Regions from separate parts of the Homo sapiens genome. Here region 1 is linked to region 2. Evidence: read pairs that join two places in POLR2A ChIA-PET (ENCODE). Cell type or tissue: Panc1. All regions are shown on one strand. Links, peaks and the distances in the headings refer to the core of each region. The heading gives the core; the rest is flanking DNA. Region 1 overlaps PCBP3 (poly(rC) binding protein 3). Region 2 overlaps PCBP3 (poly(rC) binding protein 3).

What was found. Peaks named below come from ENCODE experiments on the same cell type or tissue, not always from the same donor. Only the 100,000 strongest peaks of a DNase experiment are listed, where the experiment ranks them.
Region 1: POLR2A ChIA-PET joins it to region 2 with 7 read pairs; 2 of 35 experiments call an interaction of 5 or more read pairs at or near these places.

The regions. Positions count from the first base shown.
Region 1 is chr21:45,690,179-45,695,564 of GRCh38, forward strand. The region is part of intron 2 of PCBP3 (poly(rC) binding protein 3); the gene reads left to right. Among named protein-coding and RNA genes, the nearest start is that of PCBP3, 49 kb to the left of the region's middle. In Panc1, for the core only: a CTCF peak has its summit at 5,090 (motif pointing right); no DNase peak of the experiment used is centred there; H3K27me3 peaks cover 528 bases.
Region 2 is chr21:45,766,424-45,771,809 of GRCh38, forward strand. All of the region lies in intron 4 of PCBP3 (poly(rC) binding protein 3), which reads left to right. Among named protein-coding and RNA genes, the nearest start is that of PCBP3-AS1, 67 kb to the right of the region's middle. In Panc1, for the core only: no CTCF peak of the experiment used is centred there; a DNase peak (open chromatin) is centred at 2,358.

The DNA.
Region 1 (5,386 bases), core at 130-5,129, 76 kb before region 2:
AGCTTGTATGATCAATTGATTTTTGACAAGTGTCAAGGCATTTCAGTGGAGAAAGGGAAATATTTCCAACAAACTGTCAGAAGAACTGAATATCCATATATAAAAAAAAGAACCTTGATTCTTGCCTAACACTGTATTCAAAATTAACCTGAATATAAAAGCTAAGTCCATGAAACTTTTAGAAGAAAACAAAGGAGAAAATCTTTCTGACCTTGGGGCTTGCTAGATTCTTAGATACATCAACAAATAGATAAAAATAAAAATAAAGCAATACATCAACAAAAGAAAAACTAATTTACATCTCATCAAAGTTTTAAAATTCTGTTCTTTGCAAGACACCATTTACAAAATGAAAAGGCAAATAGAATGGAAATTTTTTTCCTACATATATCTGAAAAAAGGACTATTTCAGAATATACAAAGAACTTTTGCAGCTCAATAATAAGGAAACAACAACTCAATAAAAAATACCAAAATATTTCTACAGATACATCACAGAAGACATACAAATGGCTAATAAGCATATGAAAAAGATGCTCATCATCATTAGTCTTCAGGAAAATGAAAGCTAAAAGCACAAGGAGATATTAATATCTATCATTAGTCTTTAGGAAAATAAAAACTAAAGTTGTAAAGAGATACCGGTATACATCTAATAGAATGGCTAAAATGTAATGAAAATAAGTAGTGATACAAATAGTGGTAAACTGGATCCATCACACAGGGCAAGGGGGAGAGTAAACCACTCAACCACTTTGGAAAACAGTTTGACAGATCCTTATAAAGCTAAATACCGTAGCACTTACCGTATACCACCTAACCATTCCGCTCCCAGATAATTACCCACAAAAAAATGAAAGTATATTCTTATGCAAAGACATGTACAAAAGTGTTCACAGTAGCTTTATTTATAATAGTTAAAAGCTAGGAACAATTAAAAAATCTATCAACAGGCAAGTAAACAAAGAGTACAATACTAACTAATAAACAGGAACAAAATACATTCATACAGTATGGATTCATCTTAAAAATGATGAAAGAAGTAAGCCAGACATAACAAAAGAAGTCAGTACATATCATATGATTCTATTTACATAAGAATATCAATAATTGCCCAGACTGGAAGGTGAGAGTGGGGAATATTGAATGAAAAGGGGTACCAGAGCCTTTTGGGGTGATGTTCTATATCTTGTTTGTGGGGGTAGTTATATATATATATATCTCATATATATATTATATATATATAAAATATATATATCATATATATGTATGTATGTATGTGTGTGTGTGTGTGTGTGTATATACATCACAATTCACTAATCTGTACACCTCAAATAGATGAATTTGATTGTACATAAATTAAACAGAGAGAGGGAGAATTCTGCCCTCAATTAGAATACAGTGAGTCAGAGCAGGCCAACATTACCAATGGAACAAGTGGATTTATAAAAAATGGTAAATTGCAAAAACTGTATTTCTAAAATGATCAAAGCAATGAAGAGTATATGAGCTATAACAACCCTTCTAGATAAGCTAAAAATAAGCCAGTAATTCCAAACATTGCCTAAGAATCACATGTGGTTGAAGCTGAGGGATTCTATGGGAGAAAAGAAAAACCAGCAGAGTGTTTCTGCAGTCTCAAGGTACTACTATAATTGACTGGAAACTAAAGGAGTCCCCAGCACAAGGCTTGTTCTGTCCACCAGATTATCTGGCAAGTTCTGGAACTGTGCAAGAAGCCAGGAGATGGACCAGTGAGATAGAATGGCAACTCTCCCACGTTCTCCAGGTGTCTAGGGGATAGAGTCACCCTGAAGGAAACAGGCCTGCAACAAGTACACAGTCCGTCTTCCCCTCAAGTCATTTTTCCAGATTTTGAATCCATAGTATGTGGCAGGAAGCTGAAAAGATCAGCTCAGAAGCTTTAACTGGCTGAACTTTCAGGACTGAGGAGATAAGGACCTGGAAGGGTCTCAATAAAGAATCCAGGAAGGCCACTCTCAAGTTCAGGGACAAACTAGAGGTTTCTAAACAGAGACCTTAGGTTGTAACTCAAAAAACTAGAAGAAGAACAGCAAAATAATCTAAAGTAAGTTGAAGGAAAAAAATAAGAATGTAGAAATCAACAAAATTTAAAACAGACAAAAAATTGAGCCAAAAGCTGGTTCTTTGAAAAGATCAACAGAATCTATGAGCTCATAGCTAGAATGATCAAGATAAAAAAAAAAAGAAGGCACAAAACATGAATATCAAGAATGAAAGAGGAATTATCTCCACAGATCCTACAGATAATAAAAGGATAATAAGAGAATATCCTAAACAACTTTAGCCAGCGTATTAAACAACTGGGAATAATTGGTCGAATTCCTTGAAAGACTAAAGCTCATTCAAAACAACGAAGCAATTAAAGCTCATTCAAAAAGAAATAAATAACCTGAATAGGCCCATATCTACTATATAAATTCAATTTCTAGTTAAAAACTCTAAGCTCAGAAGGCTACACTGGTTCATTCTACCAGATGTTTTTAAAAGAATTAATACTGATTCTACCCAGACTCTTCCAGAAAACAGAAGAGAGGAAAACACCTCTGAACTCATCTTATGAGGCCAAGAATATCCGGATACCAAAACCAGATGAAGATATTACAAGAAAAACCTACTGACTAATATTCCTCATGTAACTAGGTACTAAAATCCTTAAAACATTATCAAATCAAATCCAGAAATATTTTAAATGGATAAAACATCACAACCAAATGAGGTTTATAGCAAGAACGCGAGGTTGGTTTACTCATTATTCAATGTAATCATCATCATTCAATGTAATTCACCATATTAACAATAAAGGAGAAAAACCAGACAATTATTTCAATAGTTGCAGAAAAACATTTGACAAAATTCAACACCCACTAATAATAAAAATTCTCAGTAAATTAGGAACATACAATAATTTCGTCAACCTGATAAAGGGCATCTATAAAAAACCTACAGCTAACTTCATACTCAAAGGTGAAATAGTGAACACTTACCTCCTAAGACTACCAACAAGGCAAGGATGTCTACTCTTGCCACTTCTCTTCAACATTGTTCTGATACCCACAATAACGTGGGTGAATCTCAAAATTATTATGTTAACTGAAAGAAGACAGACATAAAAAGAGTTTATAGTATATGATTCCATTAATACAAAATACAGACTAATCTAAAATGACAAAAAGCATGTTTTTGTTTTTCTTGGACCCAGAGGCAGTGGAGGGAATAGCCCATAAAGGAACACAAGTAATCTTTTGGGGGTGATGGAAATGCCCTGTCTTAGGATCATACACAACTGTTAAAACTCATCAAATTGTACACTTTAATAGAATATAATTTTTAAGGTAAATCATTCCCCAATAAATTTGATGAGAACAAATATGATTAATATGTTTAAAAACAGGAAAAGAGGAACAAATGGATAAAAAGATGAAGAATTTCAATGCTGACAGAAAACTGTCAATCTAGAATTCTATACTCAGTGAAAATATTTTTCAAAAATGAAGGGCAACATAAATATGTTCTCAGACAAAGATTGAGACAGTCTGTCATAGACAGACCTGCACTATAAGAATACTTTTAGCAAGTTCTTTAGGTTGAAAGGAAATATTCCCAAATGGAAGCATAGAAGAAATGAAGAACACAAGAAAGGGTAAATATATGAACAAATATTTTAAGATACTTACTGCTTAAAACAGAAATAATGTCATATTGAATCTATAACATGTAAAAATATATGACTCTGTCAGTGCAGGAGGGGATAAAGGGAGTTAAACTCTTCTGAGATTTTTAAAGCAGTCTGTAATAAATTATAGTGTAATTGAAATCTCTTAGATAACTACGAAAATGATAACACTAGAATAAATAAAGAAGCTGAGATTAAAACAACGGAATAAAAAATACCTCATTATTCCAAACGAAGATGGGAAAGGGGAAATAAAGTAACCAAAGAACCACAGGACCCAAAAAACAACAAAAACAACAACCAACCAAATAGCAAGATGGTAGAATTAAAATGAACATTTTAGAAATACAAATTGAATGCAAATAGATTAAACACTCCAATTAAAATTCTAAAGGTTGTCTATAGAATAAAAACTATGTTTTGTCTAAAAGAAGCATATTTTAAAAGCAAGGATGTAGTTAGGTTGAAAGTAGACGAGAAAAATCTATACCACTTGAACATTAACCAAAACAAACTGGAATAACTTTATTACTGTAGTCAAAATTGACATTAAGGCAAAATATATTACCAGAGAAAAAGAAGGTCATTGCATAATTATAAAAGGGCTAGTTTAGTGGGAAGATGTAACACCCTGAATAGGCATGCATCTAATATTGTCTCCTTAAAATACAAAAAGCAAAAACAGAACTGAAAAGAGGAATAAATAAATACACAATCATAGTTGAAAACTTTACATGGCATTACACTGAAATTTGTAAATAAATTTAGCAAGGTTGCTGGATAGAAGGTGAATAAAGACCACTCAATTATATTTCTATGTAGCAGCAGCAGTAAAATCAAAAGAACTTCTAGAAATAAAACCAGTGCCTCTATAGTAAAGACAACAGAATATCATTGAGAAAAATTAAAGAATGCTTAAGTGGAGGAATAAATCATATTATTTGAATTGAAAAACTCAATATTATAAAAATATCAGTTCTTTCCCAAACTGCTCTTTGAAACTAAAACACCACGATCGAAATTTCAGCAATTTGTTTTTTTTAGGTGTAAATCAGCATGTTTATTCTAAAACATATAAAGATGTGCAAAAGACTTCGAATAGCACAGGCAGTTGTAATGCAGAATGCCAGTGGAGGATCTCCACCAGCCATTATGAGGATATACTATCAAGCTATAGTAATCAGTACAGAGCCTTGACATAAGATGGAGAAATTGAAATAGAAGAGTCAAGAAACAGACCCACCCAAATGGTGTGCTGTGCCAGTTATCTGTTATTACCTCTTAACTCCTGATCCCACCTGTCTTGGCCCCGTTTGTTGAAATTGGTGCTGGACCCTAAGAAAATTCCTCCTTGACCAGTTGGCATAGTGGTGGGCTTGTCAGCAGAGGGTGCTGGAGGGACACGGGTAGAGGAAGGGGCTTCTCTTCCAGGTTTCAGGGCTTTTGTTCTTGTTTGATGGCATGGCAGCCAGTGGGCAGTTTCTTATCAAGAGTAGCCAGCACCCCAATAGATGACTGCCCAGAGAGTCTCACAGGCACCTCAGCACTGGCTCCAGCCTCAAGTACCTCAGTGAGTTTCTCCAGTGGGTCACAGCCATGCCCTCTGTAACAATGCCTGAATCTCAGACTTGTTAGAGAGACCCTCTTCTGAGTTTCTTCCATTTCTTA
Region 2 (5,386 bases), core at 264-5,263:
TGCGAGAGCTGTCTCTCTCTCTGCACCCATGTGAGGACACAGCAGGGAGGCAGCCATCTGCAAAACCGAGGAAGAACACCGGCACCAGATTCCAACCCAGCCAGCACCCTGATCTCCATTTCCAGCTTCCGTGGAAGCCCCCAGTCTGTGGTGTTCTGTTATGGCAGCTGAGCAGATGAAAGCACTTTTTACCTCACGGTTACACTTTTGGGAAAGCAGCCTGCAGTTGGCCTGTGTGAGCACAGGCCCCAGCAGATGCCCACAGATGTCCCCGTCACTCATTGGTCATTGAAAAGACTGGAGGGAAGAGGCCGATTTCCTCTCAACAGGAAAGGTGTGTAGCTGCCAGGACTCTGCCTATCCTGAGAGTCTCCTTTCTCCCTTAGGGCTTCATAGCCAGTTAACTTGTGCATTATTTAGAGCTTTTTCTTTCTTTCTTTAAAAAAAGAAAAAACCAAATGAGAAAGCCAACACAATCAACAACAACAACAAGAGTGGTATCATTACAGTCTGTCAGACACTGACTAGAAACATGTTCACTTTCACACACACACTCACTCACTAACACAGTACTCAGTTTTGACCCTGACAGCAGCTCTGTGAGGGGTCACTCCCCTCCCCCCTTTTAATTGAGGCATAATTCACATAACATAAACTGTGCCGTTTTCAAGTGTATAAGTCAGTGGCATTGAGCACAGTCTTCATGCTACGCAGCCACCACGTCTGCCTACTTCCAGAACATTCTCACCCCCCCAAAGTAAAGCCCTGTGCCCGTTAAGCAGTCCCTCCCAATCCCCCCTTTCCCCAGCCCCTGGCAGCCACTAGTCTAATTTCTGTCTACAGATTTGCCCATGCTGGGTATTTAATATAAATGGAACCACACAGCGTCTGGCTTCTTTCACTTGCATCCTGTTTTTGAGGTTTATCTGCATCATCGTAGCATGTGTCAGAATTTCATTCCTTTTTATGGCTGAATCATGTTCTGTTGTATGAATATACCACATCCACTTATTGATTAGTGACATTGGTTTTTTTCCTGCTCTTCGGCTATTGTGAATAGTACCACCATGAACATTCTTTTACAAGTTTTTGTTTGACACCTCTTTTCAGTTCCTTAGGAGTGGACCTGGGGGACACGTAGAGACTCTGTGTTAACTGACTGAGGAACCACCAGACCGTTTTCCACAGCAGCCGCACTGCACTGTTTTGCCTTCTTGAGGTGGCACTTTTTTATCCCCATTTTAAGAAATGGGGCATGGGGAGGTAAAAGGACTTGCTCAGGATAGGACAGACCTTCGTGGTGAGGCAGCTCTGTGCTGGCCAGTCGGGAGGCCATGGCAGGGTCTCTGCTCCTGCTCCGGTGCTCATGTCAGGCCCCAGGCCCCTGCAGGTGGTGCCCTAGAGGGCACTGACAGGCTCTCAGAGAGGAGGGGGCCTGTGCTGGTCCTGAGCAGGCAGAGGGAGGGCTGTTAGAGGGGCAGGCAGTGTGAGCAAGGGCACAGATCCTGCTGTTGTTTAGTGAACTCTAGCAGGTTTGTTTTTGCTTGATTGTTTGAGAAGGATGCCTGTAGTTTTAGGACCAGTGTCACTACCCACGTTGGCCACAGGCCATGGTGCCAGTGTCCTTGCTGCCACGATGCACCAGCTTCTGTCTTGCAGGTGGCTGGCTGCTTCCCTCCCAGCTGCACTGGGGCACACACTGTGGGGCAGTTGCCTTCTCACCCTTTGGTGGGGAGAGCCTGGGCTGTGGGGTGCCTCTGTGTGTGGCCGTGTGGTGCCTGCTGAGGCCTAGCCCTGCGTGGGCCTTTGCTGATGCTCCCTGCGTGGGTGGCAGTGAGCCACCCTCACGTTTCTCAGCGAAAGCACTTGGACAAGATGAAGGTTTCCAGCACTGCGAGACTCTCACGTCTGTTATATTGTGTTATACTTGGCTGTGGTTTTGCTTACAGTAAATTCCTGAAGGCGTTTCTGTTGCTCAGTGGAAATCACTGGCAGAATTCTTGTTACTGAGCATCAGACTGTGGGGCACCGTCATGGTGTCTTAGGGGTGTCAAAGCAGATGCATTTGAGGGGAGATGTATTCACATTTTCCAGTATATCATTACCACATTCTTGTGTGATAGCTTCCTGGTAATTCAACTTGATTTAGTGTAGTACAGCAGCACAACTTTTCCTTTCTGAGTTGTGGAGATTTAAATTTGTTGAGCAAAGGAAACACTGAAGAGGACTCAGAACACTCCAGTTGAGTGCACACACTGCATGAAGCTGATGGCTCTGCCTCCTGCTACTTTTACCCCATTGCACTGGTGTGCTTTGCCCTCCCCATGGTGGCAGCAGGCTTTCCCAGGGCGCCATCTGCAGTTGGAGGCCTGGCTGAGGACGTGCTGTGCCTGCCCTGTGAGCAGGGAGCCAGGCACCCCTGGCCTGCAGTGCTATCGTCCCCTCGTCTCCACGACAGGCACCTCTGCCTGTTCCGTCTGACTCGGGGATGCCAGAGCTCCAAGGCGCAATCAGGGCATGATGACCGATGGCAGGAGGTGAGCACGTGTCAGGACTTCCAGGAGGACGGTGTCTCTGCTTCTCTGTTCAGGGCTGTTTGGGGATTGTTACCAGAAGTAAGGTTCAGGCTTTGTGTGGCACTGGCTACAGACTGCATTGCCTGTGCTGACTTAGCTCAGCCTCAGCCCCTCTTTCATTTGTTTCTCCACTGAATCCTTGTCTTCTTGCATTCACTGGGCATTGGCTAAGGCCCAGCTCAGTTCCAGGGCCCCACAAGACACTGTGGGTGGCATGAGATGGGTGGGTTTTCCCACAGTGCTCTCCCATGGTTATTCTGTTATTTGAATTGAGTGTACACAGGTTTCTACAGTTGAGGGAGTGTTGGACGACCCATTCCTCAGGGTAAAACTCGCCCTCCCAAACCTGTCCCTGAGTGCAGGTGACAGTGCGTGCTCACCATTAGAAGACGCGGGTGCTCACGCAGGGCTGTCTGCTGCCTGTGCTGGGACTGTGGGCGCATCGCCTGTGCGTGCAGCTGGAGCACCTGCGTCTCTGAAATGAAAGGGATCTTCAAATGGGCGGCCCCTACTGTGCTTTGTTCAGTTTAATTCTTAGAACCGCCTATCCAGGCCGGTCTTGTGTTCCCCCTACAGAGGAGAGAACTGGTGTCTGGACCTTTTAGGTGCCTTCTCTGAAACTCTGGGTTGGCGTGCAGGCCAGCCTGCCTCTGCCCCACCCATGGTTGCAGGTTCTCTCTGGGGTCCTAAAGTCCTGCATTTCTGCCTTGCCAGGTCTTCACTCTGGCTGGCCGTCTCTCGTAGGCAGGCCTCTGGAGTGTAACTAGTGTGTGATATTCAGGGAGGGAAAATGGGCCGCTCGTTTCACAAGTGATAGAAATGTGACGTGACATATTTCAGAGAAAGCTTAACAGTACGGCAGCTCTGTGACTCAGCCCAGCAGAAACTGCATCTCTTGTTAGGAAAAATACACTTTATTATTGAGTCTGTGGGAAGACAAAATGGAAGAAGAACTTTTCTGGACATTGTTTAGCCTGCAGGAGGTTTTGTTTAGCCCTGAGGCACACAGTGGGCCGTGGAGATGGTAGTGCTCACCACCACAGGACATGGTGAACGCCGGGGGGTTGGCAGGTGGCGGCCTCGTGTTGGACATGGTGCATAATCGACGGCGACCCGGCCTCCCTCCTTGTGTCCGTCTGAACGGCGCCCCTGAACTCCGCCGAAGGGGCGCCTCCTCTCCCCTGAAGTCAAATTAGCGAACAGAAGATTAAGAATATGGAAAGTAAATGAAATTTTGATCATTTCTTCTCATGATTACAGTTCCTCTAGACTTTATCTAAAGCTATTTTGAAGCCAAATATAATTTTTTATTCATATTTCCTTTTCTTTTTAGACTATCGTTTTACAATTTTTAATCTCTTGTTTCATTGAGTTTTTCTTTTCCTTCTTGTCTCTGAAAGCACATAGCAGGCCATTGACTAAAATAACCTGTTTCTTTTTGTGCATATTTCTGAACATGCATTCTTCTACCTTCTGCTGTGTTGTTGTGTTTTTCTTCATGTGGCAGAGATTTTTTTATGGCTTCTGTGTTTCTTTCTTTCTGTTTGCTGCTCCCTGAAGGAGAAGTCAGTGCTGGTCTTGCCTTCTTCCCAGCGTGCATGTATGGACATTTTCTGCTGTGAGCCCTCATTTTTCACCGGGATCTCCTTTAAGGTTATTCGGACCCTGAGCTGGATGTGAAAGTAGCAGGAGGCAGAGCCATCAGCTTCATGCAATGTGTGCACACCAGTTCTGGGTCCCCCCCAGCCTTGTGGGGTGCTGAAAGGGGGCTTGGTGGCCTCTGGTCCCATGTGGCACCCTGTGTGGCTGGGGCCAGCCTCTGCAGCCATGTATCCCCAGCATCTCCCTCACCCACTGCCTCCATGGCACACTGCTTTTCAGGAAGGGCAGGAGAGGGGCCTCTAGAACCCGCTGCCCATGCCGTCACATGGGAGCTTGCGGAGGGCCCTGCATCTGTGCTTTCCAGTGGTTTGTTTTCCTGATTTCTTCAATCAATTCAGTGGAAATTTGGGAAAGATGGAGTGTAAACATGTGTGCCTGAATCACCTGTCTCCCTTAGCCAGTCCTCATGTCCTGGCCGGAAGGCCTGCTCTTCCTTCCCCCTGGCTCAGCCAGGGGTCTGCATTGCTGTCCATTGATAGAATTGTTGGTGCTTTATGATCCAGCTGCTCTTGTTGCCTTGAACCAGGATTTGAATATTGTAACATTAAGTTTTTTGCATGTTTATGTCCAGTAGATTATGTATTTTGAGACTAGACAGTGGGCTAATTAATATTCCACACGGGGTCCCATGGGACGCATGTTCATGATGAGGTCACTAAAGTTCTGTCTCAAGCACATGGTGGGCGTTCAGTAAAGACTTAGAGATTTCGGTTGACCAGACATTTAGCATTAATTAGCAGTTTAGTGTGGTGGGTGACTGAAAAGTAAATGTAAGCTTTGAGCATTTTCAGAGCATCATTTTGTCTAAAATTAATCAGTATATTTCACCGTCTTAACAAACTAAAAACGAAAAACAGTATCATTTTAGAATATGCAGTGAGATCATTTGACAAAATGCAACACTCCTTTCAGATACAAACGTTCAAGAAACTGACAATAGAAGGAATCTTCCTCAGATGCATGGTATTTATGAAAAATCTAGAGCTAACCTCGTATTTGATGGCGCAAGACTGAATACTTTCCCCTAAGATGAGGAGTAAGGCAAGGAAACCTGCTCTCATCTCTTCTATTCAGTATTTTACTGGAGGTTCTAGCAAGTTCAATAGTCAAGAAAGAGGCATTGGAATTGAAAAAGAAGAAGTAAAACT